Linked DNA regions of Homo sapiens: all the other regions are linked to region 3. Evidence: chromatin contacts called from ENCODE Hi-C or POLR2A ChIA-PET data. All regions are on one chromosome and are shown on one strand. The core of a region is the stretch at or near the end of the contact, and the rest is flanking DNA. Distances in the headings are between cores, read along the strand shown.

Region 1 (4,403 bases), core at 813-3,312, 600 kb after region 3:
ATTTCATTTTAGTCTTCACGCCAGTTTATGAGCTACTGAAGGGTCCCAACTTTGTCACCTTAGGATCATTCCCCAGGGTCCCACGTACACCCCACTCCCCTGCAACAGGAGAGGCCTGCCTCGCCCCTCTTGGACTCAGCGCAGCGCTGGTGCCCATCTCTGAGTGGTGGAGGCTCCAGCATTTCTATACAGCAGGGGCCTGGGGAGGCTGCAAGGGAGGTATAGAGGGGACCGGTCATCAAACATTTGCAGAGCAGGCTCAGTTTGTTTGTTTGAGAGAGGAGCTGGTGGAGACCGTCCGAGGCTGAAGTCCACTACGGCCCCACAGAGCCCCAGCTGCAGGAAGCCAGAGAAAAGAGCGCCATTCCTGCCTCCGTCTCTGTGAAGGGCGTCCCGGGCTGGGACTGGGTGAGGTGAAGGAGGTTCCTCACTTCCCTGACCAAGGCCCTGCCCGTAGCTCTCACCACCCTCTCCTCGCCTCTGCCCATCCCTCCTTGCCCTCCCACACAGGTCTTGTGGGGGCTCAGGCACCCTCATCAGCACCCCTGCATCATGGGGCCGCTGCTGGGCCTCCCCTAAGAGGGGCTCTCCCCAGTGAAAAGGAGGCTGAAGAGAGGATGGCGCCGAAGCTGCCACCCAGAGGAGAGAAGGGACATTAACACAGAAGGAGAGACTGGAGAGAGAAAATAAGAGACAGAAAATGAGAGGCAGGGAGCGAGGCAGGTGCGAGGGGACGAGAGTGCAATCTTAACAGAAGGGGAAGGCACTAACCAGGGACCACATGCTGGGGCACAGAGGGATGAATATGTATAAACACTGAGAGTCAGACAGGGACAGAGACTGTGCCAGGGACCACAACAGAGGCCGGCAGATGATGGGCGGCCTGTCATCTTTTGGAGCCAGGCCCTGTTAGGAGAATTCTTGGCCTCAGTTGATGCTGGGGGCAGGATGGAGTGTGCCTTCCCCTCCAATTTTTCCAGCTGGAACCCTACATGCAGCTCCAAGCTTTCCCCATCCTTTCTGAGGTTCCGGCTGCAAAGACTCCCAGGACAGGCCAGCCGGGTCGCTGGGCCTGAGAGTGGCCCACCCAGGGCCCACCTTGGGCAGGTGGGGGAGACCGTGGGCTTCCAGGAACAAGGAGCCCCCAACAAGTACAAGAAGGACCCTAAGGGCTGGGTAGGGTGGCAGGGTGGCTCACACTTGTAATCCCAGCACTTTGGGAGGCTGAGGTGGGCAGATCACGAGGTCAGGAGATTGAGACCATCCTGACCAACATGGTGAAACCCCGTCTCCACTAAAAATACAAAAATTAGTCAGGCGTGGTGGTACGCACCTGTAGTCCCAGCTACTCGGGAGGCTGAGGCAGGAGAATTGCTTGAACCCGGGAGGTGGAGACTGCAGTGAGCTGAGATCACATCACTGCACCCCAGCCTGGTGACAGAGCGAGACTCCATCTCAAGAAAAAAAAAAAAGAAGGACCCTAAGACCCACCAGCCAAACAGATCCTCCCACACTCCTTCCAGGTCTGCACCGGACACAGCTGGGCTAAGTGGTGACCTGAGACCCAGGGAGAGCTGAAGCCGGGGAGTTTCTGGGTGTCTTGATGTTGAGGGGTAACTTGTCTGCTGCTTGGAGGGCTCCTTTAGTCACCGGCTGAGAGGATTATCAGGACGGCGCAGGCCTCCAGGTGTGCCACGGCCCTGACTCCGCAACAGCTCTGTGCTACCTACCTCCCCCTCCCTGGGCTTTCTGACCTCTGCCGTCTCGTGCTCCCCTCCCCTATGGGTCAGGATCCAAGCTCCCCAAGTTTGCTACTTCTCCAGCCATGTCGCTCCCTGCCACAAGCTCTACACTGCAGTAACACACCACACTGCTTGCAGACACATCTAGAAACCACAGCACTCCTTCCTCTGGAATGCCCCTCCCTTCTCTCCTCCTGAAAGCTCTCAGGTCCCCAGGAAGGCCCCCTCCCCACCCAGGCTGCATCGGCATTTTGCTAGTGATCTCCGGATGCCTGGGTGCCTCTCCTGCAATCTCTCTGAAACATGTCAGGTGCTCCAGGACAGGGCTACAGCTGCATCTCGACACCCACTACGGCCAACACACAGCCCGGGCCCCTAGGTGATGGGTGGACAAATGAGATGCGGTCAGGATTATAAGCCACACCTCGCCTGACTGGTTCTCCACTTCCTTTTTGTCTTTCCACCTAGATGGCAGGTGCACTGTGTGCAGAAACTGTATCTTCTGCTTCCTTGCCCTCTCCCTAGTTTCAGACAATGTTGTGCACGACAGACACTTGCTGACAGGAAGAGGGGTCAGAGTCTTGCGTGTTCCAAGGGATCCACCTGAATTCTTCAAGGACCCTGCGTTCCGGGCACCAGGGACAAAGCCAGGTCCATGTGTGGTTTCTCTCTTTTCTAGGGCCTGCAAGTTGGAGAGATGCCCTCCCCTCCCCCATAGAATCCCAAACCCTGGTCTGGGGCTCATTCAGGTGGATTTCGGGACAGGCCAGAGGGAAGGGACAGCAACGGAGAGCTGGGGACGGGGGCGCTTTTCCTCGGAAAATAATGAGGCAATTAGAGGAGGCCGAGAGCAGTTCCAGATGTGGCGGCTGACTGCTGAGATAGTGACGTGTACTTCTAACATGTCAGCACGCTGGGGACTGAGGCTGTCTGCAGCTGCTCCAGCTGTCACCTGGCCCCACTGTGCTGCTGCGGTTACCTGGCCTAATGGTTTTGGAATGAGCTGGGCTGGGGCCCACGGCCTAGAACCCTGGTCCCCAAAACTTCTTGCCAGAAAGAAACTCAACCTCAGTAAAAGCCCCATCTGCTGAGGGCCGTCAAGACATTCACCGTCACCTGCCTCGCCTTGAAGTTCGATCCCCTCCAGGACAAGCTTTCAGGGGAAGCTCGGAGCCTGGCCCCGAGCAAGCGCTGGGGACAGAACACAGTGTGGTTGGATGTGGCCCTAGGCCCAGAGTTGCCTAAAGTCCAGGCATGGGAGACAGGACAGGGACAAAGCCCCTCCGACAGGAAGCAGCCAGTGGCTGGCACTGATCAGGTGCACACAAAGGTGTCTGTGTTCCTGTCTGGCCCCTCCCCAGCAGGCCCTGGACCCTGCCCTCTCCATCCCATCTTTCCCAGGCGTCCTGAGCTGCCTGGCCTTTTGAGCGATTACTGGCACAGGATACCAGCACTGACAGCTCTTGTCACAGTCCCCCAGGCCTCATTCATGCTGGAGAGGCGAGGACAGCTTAATTCCCAAACTCAGACACAGGATTGCCTGCCAGATAGGGCATGGGGCTGCCACTGACCCCCACCCCTCCCTCCCTAGGAGGTGGGCACCTGGGAACAAAGCCTCTGGTGTCCCCTCTGCTCTCCTCCCTCCTCTGACCTCCCCTTCCCCTCTTTCTGCATCAAACAGCAGGTGCTGATGGCAGCTAAATTGTCCAGGGATGAGTGATGCTGGGTGCTTAGGAGGATGAGAAGGAAAGAGCTTTGGACATGACAACCTCAACCCTTCCCCACTCCAGCCCCCATTTGGGGACAGGGAAAAGAATTGATGTCAGATGTAGGGGGTTCCCTTAGCCCCAGTATTCTGAGCTTCTGGCCCCCACACCAGGAACCAAGGAGCACTGGCTTCATGCCAACACCTTCAAACCACCCCACACTCCGTGTGGAACCCGAGGCCCTTCAGGAGCTGTCAGACAGCCCCAGGGAGCTGCTGGCCATGCTGTGTTCTCCTGGCATCTTCCCACTCCCAGGCCAGCCACCTTGGCTGGGGGTATCTGCCATGACCTTCACTCCCTGAGCCCTTGGTCTTCACATCCATGGTGGACAATCCCAGATGGGGGTTCCCCAAGTCCCGCCCAGTTTGGGAAACAACTGTGCCCCCTCCCATTTCCAAGGCCATCTCCTAAGCTAGCCTGGGGGCTCCTCACATGTGCTCCTGAGGTTCTAACAACCACTTGGGCATGGCCTGCCCTCTCCGGAGTCAAAGCCACTAATTCAGCTTGGAATGCCCTTCTCCATATGCAGTGTGGAGGAACTGACCCCCTTTTTCTGCTTTTCCTTTCCTAGTTCTCCCCCAAACTGCAGTCAGAATAGCAGAGTTAGGGCTGTTCTTCATTCCCATTAGGACTCTAGAAAAACAGACTAATGGCCCCAAAGAGCGTAACCGCATGACCCTCCTCCTCTAGAGAAAGTGCTAGAAATCTAATCGGGCAGCAACATAGTACCGTGGGTAAGTCCGTGCGTCCAGGCCTGTTTCCTGGCTTTCCAGGTGCATGCCCTCAGGCAGTCTGCCCAAGCTGATTTCCTCATCTCTGAAATATCTCCTTCGTGGAAGCACTGCGGGATTCAATGAGCTCACACGGCACAGCCCCAGCACCGTGCCTGGCTCGC
Region 2 (4,433 bases), core at 607-3,106, 830 kb before region 3:
AAAATTAGCCTGGCATGGTGGCGTGTGCTTGTAGTCCCAGCTACTCAGGGGGCTGAGGTGGAAGGATTACTTGAGCAGGAGCGGTAGAGGCTGTAGTGAGCGAAGACTGCACCATTGCATTCCAGCCTGGGCAACAAGAGTAAGACCCCTGTCTCAAAAAAATCCAGCTGACTTCCTTGAACACAGTTTTCAGGGGTTCTGAACATTGTTTCATTCTCTTCTGGGGTAAATCTGTATTTGGATGTAAGCCCGGTGTCAAAACAGATGGGTGGGAGATTGTGGGAGGAGATGGCCCCTTGGCTCTCAAGGTGGTATACAGGGGGGCAAGGTGACAGATGAGAATCATTTGGGAAGAGAAGTGGCCTGTGACTTGACAGTATTCAAAGCAGAGAATGTGAAAACAGAAATATGCTAACTTTTTTTTTTTTTTTTTTTTTTGAGACAGAGTCTTACTCCGTCGCCCAGGCTGAAGTGCAGTGGCTGGATTTTGGCTCACTGCAACCTCCACCTTGTGGATTCAAGCAATTCTCTTGCCTCAGCCTCCCAAGTAGCTGGGATTACAGGCGGGTGCCACCATGTCCGACTAATTTTTGTGTTTTTAGCAGAGACGGGGGTTTCACCATATTGGCCAGGCTGCTCTCGAACTCTTGGCCTCAAGTGATGTGCCCACCTCGGCCTCCCAAAGTGCTGGGATTACAGGTATGAGTCACTGAGTCAGGCCAGAAATATGCTAACTTTTATAAGTCGTGTGTGTTACTTCCCCTAAGCGTTTCCCAGTCCTCAACTTCCATTCTTCCCCTCCTCCTCTCCTCCCTCATAACCAAGTAAAATGCCTCTCACACTTTTACAGTATTTTGTGTGCTGGATTTTTAGGGAAAGCCGGCAAAAGATAATTGTTTGGGAAGTCTCCAATATCAGAACAAAAACTGAACTGGTGAAGACTTCTGCTTTTCCCTGAAACTCCTTCCCCGGCCCCCATTCCCTCTCCACCCCTCCCACCGCTACCAGCTCTTTGCTTACAACCCCCTCTGGGCGCAACTTGCCGCTGGCTGACAGGCGTTCTTCCCTCACCTGATCCTCCTTTTCTTTCTGTTTGAAGAACCACATCACAAAGGGCACCTCCCATGGCTGGGATGAAGACACCTCCCCGTGCAAGGTGTACCACGCTGGAAGCACCACTTCCCCTCCCTCCACCGCCTGCAACCGGTTGGCGGGCAAGTGCAGTTGCAGCTGGGCCCGCGAGGGGGGCGCTGGAGACAAGAGCGAGGCGTGAGTGCCCAGGACCGGCTCCCAGCTCCGCCCGCGGACCCTGCCCTACGCGGCTTCACCAGAGAGCGAGGAAAGTCGCTTTAACTGGAAAGAGGAACCTTGCGGGGTCCGGCCCCTGGAGGCCTCAAGGGGTGCCCAGGGACCACTGGCTCAGTGTCCTGCTTCCCATTTCATCACGACTTCTCTCCACCGCCAGCCTCTGCAGTTGTAGCGGGGATGGGGACACATTTATATGCATTTATTCGTATCCAGAGGCGCAGATTTCTGAGCATCAAAGAGAGGGGGCAGATTTCCAGCGAGGAGGGGAAGATATGAGAAGAAAGGGTGGACCGACTGTTTCTGTCGTACGCGCCACGTAGCCCACTTGCTTCCCTAGTTTTCCTGAGGGAGAGTAGGGATGCTGCTCCGGGCCGCCAGGGTCCCTCACTCCCGAGTTCTCAAAGGGCGGAGGGGTTTGGGAGGCCGTCTGGTTACCTATTAACCCTGCGGCTCCTTCTGAGCTTGCCAGGAGCTGGAGAGAGCAGAGCAGCCCAGCGCCCAAGCCTGACCCAGTGAATGCGATGCTCCCCGCCCTCCCGCGCAATCTCAGAGGCGGGCTTCCCTCGGAAAACGGAGGGTTGAAACCCAGAAAGCTCCTCGGAGCCCTTCTGGGGTTCGGGCGATCTGGGCAGAGAACTCTCGGGTGGCAAGGAATTAAGGGCAGCGCGAACGACGGTCTCTAGACAAGTATGAAGCCTCCCCTGAGTGTGTCCGGCGCTCAGGGGGTGGACCGGGGTGTTGGTTTCAAGGAGGGGGCCATCGTTTGCACCACGGCGTCCAGAAATACTCATCCTTTGCCCTTCGGGGAGGCAACAGAGCAGCCAACTGGTAAGCCCTTTGGGGAATAACCTTGGGCTTGCACACGGCCAGGCCTGAGGATGATCGCCGCTCCAGTCCCGGGCCCTACTCCCTCCAGGCCTCGGCCCTCTGCCTCGGAGCGGAAGACGCCACCTCCGCGTGGCGAGCAGGCGGCCAACGCCGCGGGAAGAGGCCGCAGCCAGGCCCCGCTCTCCACCCTCGCCCTAGGAGAGCCAGGCTGAAGGCCTCTAAGGGCTGGGAGCCGATCCGGCCAGGATGCAAGCCTCCCCCACCGCTTCCCGGCTGCGCCGTACAGAACCCCCACCTCTGTTACTTGGCCTTCGCAGCATCCCCCTTCCCATTTCCTGGAGGATCTCTGTGGTCTGGGCAGGAAATTTGTACCCAGTGATAAGGCAGAAGACAATGAAGGGGGGGCCACTAGACCGGAGGCTCTACGGGAGGAAACAATCCCCGCCTCAAGGAGCTGGACGCCCCCTGGGGACCCGGCCCGCTGGCCATTCCGCTGAGGCCGGGCACGCCTGGAGCCTGCAGGTGCTGCCGGCTCTCCCCCAGCCTTTCTACGACACACACCCGGCGGCCAGAAAGGGTTTCCGCCGGGAAACTGCCTGGGGCCCAGAAGGGGCGCGCCCTTCCTTCACCTTGTGGACCACCAGCGACCTCCCCAGGTCCCACATTTATAATTCCACTTTCCAGAAGGTAGAGGAGAGTTAAAAGAGATAGTAACGGACACACTGGGGTCTGGGCACATGCTCCTTGCCCTTCGCCCTGTCAGAAACTAGGAACAGAAGAGGGCCTGAGGCTTTTCTGCTCTCCCTCCTGGGTGTCTGCTGGCTCGGAAGTCACCAACTGGTCCGTTTTTTTCGGTCCCAGGGTCCACGGAGCCACTGGGAGAGAAAAGGAGTCTGGTTGGGTCTGATCGAAGGACACTGGGACAGCCCAAGAAAGGGACCCTTCCGGCCCACAGCCCTCTCCGAGGCCAGAGTGAGGGAGCCGGCAGGGGCCGAAGGAGAGCGAAATGGGCCCGCTCCCCGGGGCTATTTTTAGTCTCCCTCTTTCTCTGAGAAACTCCCCCCGCGGGCTTCTCACGCCCCAGGGGCAGCAGCACTGAGCCGCCGAGGAGCCTACTGAGCCGGAGAGCCTCCTCCAGAGCCCAGAAGAGCGGAGCCGGGCGCCTGCACGTTGCACCGGGGTCACCAGTGCCATTTAACCCTCGAGTGGCTGGCGGGAACTGGGCAACCCCCCAGGGGGACCGATTGGAACTTTTGAGTCCAGGTCTTCAGTCTGACAAACTGAGGCTCAAAGCTGGGGTAGGACAAAGGGTTGCAGATGAGCAGCAGGTGAAGCCTGGGACACTCAGGCAGTCAACTTGAACTGTCCTCCCTGGCTTCAGAGATTCCCCCAGCCCCCACCCCCCACAAGGAAGGGGGATAGAGTTGGGGTGGAATGCAGAAGGAACAGAGCTGAAGTTGAAGTTGGGAAAGGCGGGATGAGAAGTCTGAGGGATCCTGGAGCAGGCCCACCAAGCCCAGAGGGACAGAAGGCTACTTGTGGCCTTGGTGTGGCCTGGGGGGCTGTACTTGAGACTCATTTTGTCCAAGGACTATAATATTGCATGCCCCGACACCTGTGGGGCACAGAACATGCTAAAGGGGACACTGGTGATCCTCATCTCTGTCCCCATCATTGTAGAATTTCACTCTACAGCTTCCCAGGCCTTACTTGTCCTGACATCCTCCAACCTGAGAAATGAGTTAAAGTCAATATAGCTAAACCCACCCTTCACTCCCATTCGAGATCCTTGAAGGGAGATGGCAAGAAAGCTGAGGGACAGCAAGTGAAATAGTTTAAAAGGGCCTAGTCCTGCCGGGTCCTCTCCCAGATGGAGTTCTGAGCCACCCCAGCTTCAGCTGAAGCCAGCGCCCCTGGAGGCCTACAACACTTCCCAAACACTTGCTCCAAGGAGGTTCCCTTCCTCTCTGACCCTTGGCCACCCTCCTCCCAATTTCCCCTCTTCCCTTTGGCTCTGGAAACCAATAAGGGTGGTGGGCCTTGGGGGGGTGGGGTGGTCACAATTCTGTTTCTCTGTGCGTTTGAACCCCTCCCCCATTTCCTGTGTCCCAAATGACCTCACGGTCGTCCTTTTGGGGCACCTCCCTTGATTCCCAGGGCAGGAAGCAGGAGGGGGCAAGAGAGAGCATCTGCGCTGGGGAATTGACACGAAGTGCGTGTGTCAAGCCTGGGGACCAGGGGTATTTCCCCGGGGGATCTTCCTCATCAGCTTGTATGTGGGGTCGGGGATGAGAGGG
Region 3 (4,026 bases), core at 73-2,572:
TCCAGCTCTGTCGCCAGGCTGGAGTGCAGTGGCACGATCTCGGCTCACTGCAACCTCCGACTCCCTGGTTCAAGTGATTCTGTGTCAGCCTCCCGAGTAGCTGGGATTACAGGCACGCGCCACCACGCCCAGCTAATTTTTCTATTTTTAGTAGAGACGGGTTTCACCATGTTGGCCAGGATGGTCTCTACCTCCTGACCTCGTGATCCGCCCGCCTTGGCCTCCCAAAGTGCTGGGATTACAGGGGTGAGCCACCGCGCCCGACCAAAACTCGTATTTTGAAGAAGCATTTACTCCAAGTTCTGTAATTCCTTCAGGCTCAGCTTCAGTTTCCTTTTGTTAAAGTAAAATTACATCGAACACTTACTACTAAAAACAAAACCAAAAAAAAGCAGATCTATTGAATCATAACGTCCTGGGGCGAGCCTGGTCATGTGGATTTTGAAAAAAATGCATGTGATTCTGAAGCAGTGATTTAAATAATGACCTTTCAATAAGTGGTGGGTTCCGTTCATGGGAGAATAGGAAACTGCGTGAGTGGTAGAGGCAACAAGTTCGAAGAGCTGCGAGACGTTCCCACTCTCTCTGGTGTAGCCTTGGCTCACCGAGGCGCGCAGGGAGTGGAAGTGCCTGAGGATAAAGGTGTACACGTGCGAGTCTGAGATGATGGAATTGCTGCTCAAACTTCGTCCCCTTCTCTGCCCTCAGCAAACTTATTGGGGGTCGGGGAGCGCGTGGGGTGCGAGAGAAGAGAGGCAAGTTAGGATAGGGAGAGCGGCTCTCTGGCCGGTATTTTAACAAAGGGCTGAACTGACTAAGCATGGCCGGGCTGCCTCCCGGTCTCCCGAGGAAGCCCGCTTGCTGCTGGGGAGGGCTGTGCCTCCGCGGCGGTGGCTGTCTCAGCTGGCAGTAGAAATGCTTCCAGCTTAGCCCCGACAACCCCTTTAGGCCTAGGCACGCTCTTTCACAAAACCAGGGGCTGTGAACTCTGTCAAGGTTCCCAGGTCCATCGCAGTTACCAAGGCACAGTAAAAGCTCGAGTCAACTATCAGGCACATCCTGCAAAAGACGAACTGTCTGGACCAGTCCGCGTTTGAGTTTTAATTGAGAATAAATAGGTAGAAAATGCTTCCCTCCTCTCCTTTCACCTTGTATTAGGTAACAATTTCTACCTTAAAAAAGACGGGAGACGAGCGGCTCCGCATTCCGAGTTACTGGGACTTGGAGCAAGGGCCTATTTCAGCGTAGTTTCCGCTTCTTGTCACATGACGGGAGTCAGTGGGCCGCGCCTTCCCACTGCGACTCCCCGTGGGTCCGCAAACCGACACGTCACTCCTCGGCCCTCAACCAAACTGCTTGGGGCACGTTCTTTCCGCGCTCTTGACTCCTACGCGCCGGCCTATGACAGCTCGGCGGGAGCATACAGACCTGCCTCTAGACTGCTAAGTGATAGCTGTAATGACCAATTAAAAACTTGAATCGCGGCCCGGTTTACGCCTCCGGATTTGACAGACAGTTCCGAGACCCTATCGCTCTCCAGAAGCGTCCTATTGGCCTGGAGCCAGCCAACGGGGGAGCGGTCCGGGAGGCGGACCCGGCTCCTGCCAGGGTTGGGTGCGCCGCTGAACGGATGGCTGAGGGAGCCCCGCGGATCGTTTAGGAAAGCCGGCCAGGTGAGAAGGCCGTAGAACGTAACTTGAAAATCAGCGGCAGGTGCAGTCCATGGCGTTGATGGGGCTGAACGAAGTGCAGGAGGCAAAACTCTAAATGGGGGTGGAGAGCAGAGCTTAGGGCCTTGCAGAGGAGGGGGCGTGGGGCGTGGTGTGGGGGCTTCCTGGATGGAAGGATGCGAAGGTCTAGGGAGGGAGGGTAAGGTGGGTCTTGAGAACAGAGCGTGGGAAAGACTGGGTCCTGGGACTAGTTATGGAGGGGAAGGCGCGTAGGATGCTGGGGTGATGAGTGTCCCGCGCTGAGGGGTATCAGAGGTGGTCAGTTCTTTGAGGGTGGGAAGAAGAGGGAGGTGGGACCCGCTGGAACGACCGGAAGGGAGAAGAGAGTAAAAGATCGTGAGAGGGTGTGGAAACGTGTGTAGGAAAACGGGGCTGGGGAAATTGCAGTCTGGGAAACTAGAGGCAGGGTGGCAGGAGATGCCACAGCTTGCAGGGCACAGTTGAGGAGAGCAGGTTGGTAAGTGTTTTAAGAAAGGTGTCTTTGCTCTTATTTGCTTGGCGGTGTGCGAAAGTGACCAAAGAGCACGAGATGAAATCTCCCTTACGGCCCTGCCCTCAATGACTAGCTCGTTTACTCAAGTTTTCAAGTAGAGATCCTAGCAGTCTCATTTTGGTGTGTGGCTCGTATCAACGCAGTGGTGTTAAGTTTGTTCCTATTTCAGGCATTCCAGAAAACAGCTGCAAACCCTGAGAGATATGGCTGGATTGTTGACCTCCTGGAGTAGTTAGGCCTTTATTTTTAGTTGCAAAGTAAGCTTTCCCTTTGGGACTATACTTAAACACATTTCTAAACTGCTCTTCTGGGACAGTTAATTATGGAGAACATGCTTGACTTCTCAGTGTTGGGGCTAGCATTCTATATGCCTTCCACCTAGTCCAGTGTTGTTGTTGTTTTGTTTTTCTCCTTTATTCCAATAATAGTGGGAAAAAAGATTCATGGAGGAGGATAGACAAACGTTTGTTAAGGGATACACAAGTACAACTAGATAGGAATAAATTCTAGTGTTCTATAGGATAACTATTATTAGGAGTATAATTAACAACAAAAATACACAATTTGTTGTATATTTTCAGATAGCTAGAAGAGTGGATTTTGAATATTCCTAAGACAAAAAAAATAAGGTGATGAATCTACTAATTATTTCCCGACTTGATCATTACACATTATATACATGTACCAAAATGTCACACTGTACTCCATAAATATGTACAATTATGTGTCAGTCAAAAAGAATAAAAGCAAAACATCTTGAATGGTGTTGCATATCCTTTGTTATAGTCGTTATAACTTAGCTCTTGATCACCTTGTAATTTAAAAAAGTAGGTCTGGGCGTGGTAGCTCACGCCTGTAATCCCAGCACTTTGGGAGGCTGAGGTGGGCAGATCATGAGGTCAAGAGATCCAGACCACCCTGGCCAACATGGTGAAACCCCGTCTCTACTAAAAATACAAAAATTAGCTGGGCGTGGTGGCGCACACCTGTAGTCCCAGCTTCTCATGAGGCTGAGGCAGAAGAATCGCTTGAACCCAGGAGGTGGATGGAGGTTGCAGTGAGCCGAGATGGCACCACTGCACTCTAGCCTGGCGACAGAGCAAGACTCCGTCTCAAAAAAAAAAAAAAAAAAAAGATAGTAGTACTGTCTTATACAAGAATAACTAACCTATGGTAGATTAGTGCTATATTGCTATATAAATAATTCATATCTGTCATGTGATTTCCATTTTGAACTGCCTACAGATAGTGTCCCTCAACATTTTAATCTACTTTTTTTAATCCCCCGACTCTTCTGCTTCAGTAGGAAAAATTCGTTTTCTTTCCCTCTAGATTATCATCTGATGCCATCAAACTGTCTGTGTAATTTAATCAGTCTCTTAAATCAGCATTGTCAGTTACAGAGAAGCCTTGAGACAGATGATTGGAAGCGGGTATAGATCTGAGCAGTCGTTACAGTCTGATATATGGGATGAGAACACAGTGGATCTGTGTTTGGGTACCTCCACCTCTTTTTGAGTGCATGATTGTACCTGCATTAGTTATCAGGTATGCTGTTAGTTGACCCGACAGCCCCATTGGGATTTGGAAAAGAAAAAAGTTTATAGCCATTCAGTTGAAGTTTAAATTTAGGGCTCGAAATTGTGTTGATTCAGTCGTGACTTCTATTTTTCCTCTTAATGCCTTTCACTTCTTCTTTTTTTTTTTTTTTCCTTTTTAAAGAGAGGAGGTCTGGCTCTATTGTCCAGGCTGGAGTGCAGTGGTGTGATCCTAGCTCACTGCAGCCTCCAACTCCTGCCTCAG
Region 4 (4,126 bases), core at 1-2,500, 850 kb before region 3:
CAACCAGAGCCACAGGGCATTTCCCACCTTTGCTCCCAGCAGGAGCCATCCTTTCCTCCTTCCCTTCTCTGGGACCTTAGCTGAGAAGACTTTCTAGTTTTCTCAGAGAAGGCCTACCCTACCCACATAACAAGCCACACTGCCAGCTTTTGTACCCTGCCGAGTTGGGGGAGGCTGACGACCACAACAGTGGCAGTCTGTCCCTCCCAGATGCTCTTTCCATAGCTCCCCTTCCCAGCCTCTCACGAAGCCCACATCCTGCCTCATCATGGACCCAAGAGCCAATTACTTCGAATTCTCTACACTTGGGTTTAGGGTATTTTTCTTCTTCTCAGGAGCAAGGGCGAGGATGGCCAGCTTTTGTCTTATTCTGAGGCAGCAGATCAAAAGGTTAGGCAGAGTCTGGTATGAAAGGGAGGAGGATACTTCTTCCAAGTCTGTGCCCATATATAAATACATACAAAATAGGTGTTGTGCATATATGATGTTGTTTGTTGCAGCTCATGTAGACAGATCGATAATAGATACGTCATGCCGACAGCTTGAGTTGGGTGACTGTCCGTGTGCGTGCGTGAGCGCGCGGGCGCCCGCAACAGGGTGTCCGCATTTACCTGCAACTGAAGGGCTGCGTAGTTATTTTTGCAGGTTGTATCTGCAGTGTCTGTATGCTGGAAGAAGGCCTGGGAAAATCATATGTGGACATGTGGGGCTTGTGAGCTTTTGTGTGGACGCATGCCCATCGCCAGGTTGTACCAACAGGTTTCTCCGTCTGTAGCAGGAGTGATGATGAGACCTTTTTACCGCCCGTTAGGGAGCCTTTCTTTGCGGACTGAGGGGGAGTGAAGTGAAAGGGAGCCATATTTGGGACTCCTGCTAGGTTGTGGAAGTATGGAGGGATGGGTGAGGGGTGCGTGGTTTTCTCTGAGCGGGAGTAGGTGCTGTGCCCAGATGTGGGTGTTTGTGCTCGGGGTGTCGGGGGCCTCCTTCTGCCTACTCCGGCGTACATCTGCCTGGCAGTCTGCCGCCTAGCAAGCCAGGGGATTGCGCCCGGGAGGATGGAGTGTGTAGGAGGCTTGGATACAAGCGTGTAGGCGGAGGGGCTGGGGCAGGAGCGGGAGCGCGGCGCAGAGAGCCGCGAGAGGGCGTGGCCCTCCCTCCACTTCTCCCCGCCCACCCTGCCGGAGGCTGCTCCTGATTGGCTTCCCGGCCGCGGGGCTCAGGTTACATTCGCGAGCGGAGCCGAGCGCGGGAGACCGGACCCGAGAGCAGAGCTGCTGTTTCGGCGCGGGTCGGCTGGCGGCCGACTGCCCCAGAGCCCCCACCCGGCACCACACAGACCCCACCCCCGCCCTGCGCCAGCCTTCGTCCCCGCAGAGGACCCCCCGACACCAGCATGGACTGCTGCACCGTAAGTTAGAGGGCCCGGGGGAGGGGCACTTGGCGGGGTCCGCTGCGAGAGGCGCCTGAGAAAGCCCTGGAGGGCGAGAGAGGGATGGAAGTGGATGCGGAAGACCTAGGAGCAGAAAGAAAAGGGGTCCTTGCCGAGACGTGGGTGGTGGATGGTGGAAGGCGCCCGCCCGACTTGGAAGCCCTAGGAAAAATGCTCCTCAACTCGCGGGGGCGTCTGAGCGCCCATCCGTTAGACAGCCTAGGCTGGACTGGGAGCTCGGCAGGGCTCTGCAAGAGGGGAACTGCGGGTTGGATGACAGGAGGAACTTCCTCCCCAGTGAGACGCTGGCAACCATCGCCTGGAGACACTGCAGCGACTCCTTCCTCCCGTCTTTCGGCCCCCACCCCGTTCCCCATCCCACTGCGCCGCCGTCGGTGGGCGGACAGGCTGATCCTCATGACCCTCCAACGATCGCCTAAGCGCCCTGTGCAGCGCAGGCTGGTCCATATTGGTTAGCTCGGTAGTGATGCTGGCTGCAAAGAGCCTAGTCAGGGTGGTTCTGGGGAGGGGTTGTCCCGGCCCCCAAGGCCTTCTCGCTCGGAAGGGGCTGGGTGAAGTGACCGCGAGAGAGCCCTGCTGGCGAGGAAAGGAAGTGTCTGCAATTTGTCAGCGCCCACGCGGAAACCTGGGTACTGCAAGTGCCCAGCGCCCGAGGGGTTTGCTGTAAAGGTGACTCGGTATGAAAGCGCCTGGCATAGGCCCTGGCTCCTGCCTCACTGGAAGAGTACAGTGATCATACGTATATGAAATTTATTTGTTTGCTTATTTATTTTTTGCCTCTGCACTTGGAGAAAGACTATTCCAAAGTCCTTGTATTTTCAGTCATTCAGTCAACCAGCTAATGATACACGAGGTTACTGACTTTGCCACCTTATGGCATAGTAAAGAAAAAAAAAGTGGGCTTTGGAAGGGAAGGATAGCCCAGTTCTATAATAGGTGAGACTTTCCCATGTCTGGGTACCAAGAGGCAGAGAACACTTAGGGGCAAGTGGTGGTGGTTGCGATTTTAACTCTTATTAGTTTAAGTAATAGTTGCCAGTTTGTGAATGCCTGCCCTGTAGCCAGCACTTTATATTTAATCATAGCAACAACCCTGTGAAGTAGGTATTATTTCACAGATGTGCCAACTGAGGTTTAGAAAGTTAGATTTTTCCAAGGAAGCATGACTCCTAACTGTGGAGGCAGGATTCAAACATAGCCCTGTCTTCTTCGAAGAGCTGTGGTTTAACCTCTCCTCTAAATATTTACTGATTATAAAAGTAATCTGCTCATAATAGAAAACGTAAAACCTAGAGAAAAGTATGAAAAACAAACATGTCAGTCACCTACAGTCCCACCCCCTGGAGAACACCCCGATAACATATCTCCTTCCAGCCTTTTCCCTCTGCTTGTTATTCTACAGGAAGCAATTTTTTGGTTGTGAAGGGAGAAATGGGCTCCTCATGGAGGTTCCTGGGCTCCACTGAGGAAGAGCCCTTCCTCCCAGCAGTGTTGTATAAAGTAGAGAAGATAAATGGATGGTGGGTTCTGGGAAATGAGCTGGGGGGAGGGGAGAGGTGAGGATGACAGGGGAGTATTGCTGGGGAAGGGGAAGTGGGAGACGTGGTCACTGGAAAGAGGTGAGTAAACAAAGAATCCAAGAGGCCAGGGAAGGAATGGAATTGGTCTCCTCTGTGTCTGCAGTAGTAATTAGAGTAGGATGTGGGGGTCCCTGCCTGGAACTGTTGCTCTTGAGTGCCCAGGGAGCCATACTGAGGGATTAGTAGACATGGTTGAAGTCAGTGTCCCTTAAAAAAGGAGAGGCTACCCACCCAAAAGGTAAAAGAGAAGCAGATACACAATTATCTCCATGGCCCAGGGCCTGGGGCACCTCCTCCAGTGCACCCTGTGCACAGGAGCCTTCCCAAGTCATGCCCTGTCCTAGGTCTGCAGGGCTAAAGGGCTGAGCAAGAGAGAGCACCATTATCAGACTGTGCAGGAGGGCAGGAAGAAGAAGGAGTGATGTGTGGAGGGTTGGGGAAGGGCAGGGCTAGGGGTGGGCATTTTCCTCCCCTTTCTGTGGAGGGCTGGACTCAGTGCTGGGAGAGAGCTGAGATGTGTGGGAAGAACAGCATACCTCTTGGGGGCTAGAGGCAGGTCCTTCTTCATCTTTTGATTCTGGAGCTCTCCTCACTGACCGCATCACCTGGTGTTTGGGAAGAATCTAGTCCTGTCTTATTCCCGTTTCTCCTTGGTACAGAGGCTCAGATAGAAATGAGGAAGAAGAAAACAGATCTGCCTATTTTTTTAAGAGACAGAGGAATGGTTTTTTATTCATGCTGATTCAAATATTGCAGTTGCTGATTTACATAGCCATATATATATATGACTTTTCCTGCATTCACCGCGCATGAAAAAGCGCATGAATTTTTTTGGATCCTCATTTCTTTTGCTTAGTCTAGTTGGCTTGGCCCTGCTGAATTCATAGAAATAATTACCTGCCCTGAGGCAGTGGCTAGCAGCAGAGGCTACTGAATCCCATCACTTCACTATTTGTCAACTGAGTGACCTTAGCTAAGTTACAAAATGTCTCAGAGGCTGTTTCCTGACTTCCAAAATGGGGATTAAATGAGGTAATATATGCAAAGCGCTTAGCACAGGGCCTGACATAATAACAAGCAGCAAGCAGGGGATATC

Evidence for each region. A loop is a pair of places that touch in the nucleus more often than their neighbours do. ChIA-PET counts read pairs that join two places held with the same protein, here RNA polymerase II (POLR2A). Pooled maps may share reads with other maps.
Region 1: a loop to region 3 is called in a pooled map, with 4 times the contacts of the local background. The contact joins the enhancer-like site here to the promoter of STT3A-AS1 in region 3. A Hi-C loop is called at or near these places in 2 of 37 single-sample maps with no recorded cell type and 4 of 50 pooled maps. POLR2A ChIA-PET finds 5 or more read pairs at or near these places in 1 of 52 experiments (GM10248).
Region 2: a pooled map shows a loop between it and region 3 (5-fold over the local background). The contact joins the promoter of ESAM-AS1 here to the promoter of STT3A-AS1 in region 3. A Hi-C loop is called at or near these places in 2 of 168 maps with a recorded cell type or tissue (PC-9 and naive thymus-derived CD4-positive, alpha-beta T cell), 1 of 37 single-sample maps with no recorded cell type and 11 of 50 pooled maps. POLR2A ChIA-PET finds 5 or more read pairs at or near these places in 1 of 52 experiments (CD4-positive, alpha-beta T cell).
Region 4: a loop to region 3 is called in a map of naive thymus-derived CD4-positive, alpha-beta T cell, with 4 times the contacts of the local background. The contact joins the promoter of NRGN here to the promoter of STT3A-AS1 in region 3. A Hi-C loop is called at or near these places in 2 of 168 maps with a recorded cell type or tissue (PC-9 and naive thymus-derived CD4-positive, alpha-beta T cell), 2 of 37 single-sample maps with no recorded cell type and 8 of 50 pooled maps. POLR2A ChIA-PET finds 5 or more read pairs at or near these places in 1 of 52 experiments (CD4-positive, alpha-beta T cell).

What each region holds. Positions count from the first base shown.
Region 1 is chr11:126,186,634-126,191,036 of GRCh38, forward strand. No RefSeq gene overlaps it. Among named protein-coding and RNA genes, the nearest start is that of RPUSD4, 23 kb to the right of the region's middle. RefSeq lists an enhancer at 1-10. Within about 2 kb of position 2,063, at least 2 of the 41 ENCODE cell types and tissues checked have a DNase peak (open chromatin) inside an H3K27ac peak, as active enhancers do.
Region 2 is chr11:124,757,278-124,761,710 of GRCh38, forward strand. ESAM-AS1 (ESAM antisense RNA 1) reads left to right here and starts at 1,857. Exons shown (of 2, transcript NR_120577.1): 1 at 1,857-2,136. It overlaps ESAM (endothelial cell adhesion molecule), which reads right to left. Exons shown (of 7, transcript NM_138961.3): 2 at 1,072-1,250. RefSeq lists enhancers at 951-1,110, 2,604-2,673.
Region 3 is chr11:125,591,246-125,595,271 of GRCh38, forward strand. It overlaps STT3A-AS1 (STT3A antisense RNA 1), which reads right to left and starts at 1,323. Exons shown (of 4, transcript NR_132372.1): 1 at 1,173-1,323. STT3A (STT3 oligosaccharyltransferase complex catalytic subunit A) reads left to right here and starts at 1,607. Exons shown (of 18, transcript NM_152713.5): 1 at 1,607-1,673. RefSeq lists enhancers at 592-761, 879-1,473.
Region 4 is chr11:124,738,692-124,742,817 of GRCh38, forward strand. NRGN (neurogranin) reads left to right here and starts at 1,251. Exons shown (of 4, transcript NM_006176.3): 1 at 1,251-1,408. The coding sequence starts at 1,394. RefSeq lists silencers at 950-1,009, 1,070-1,389.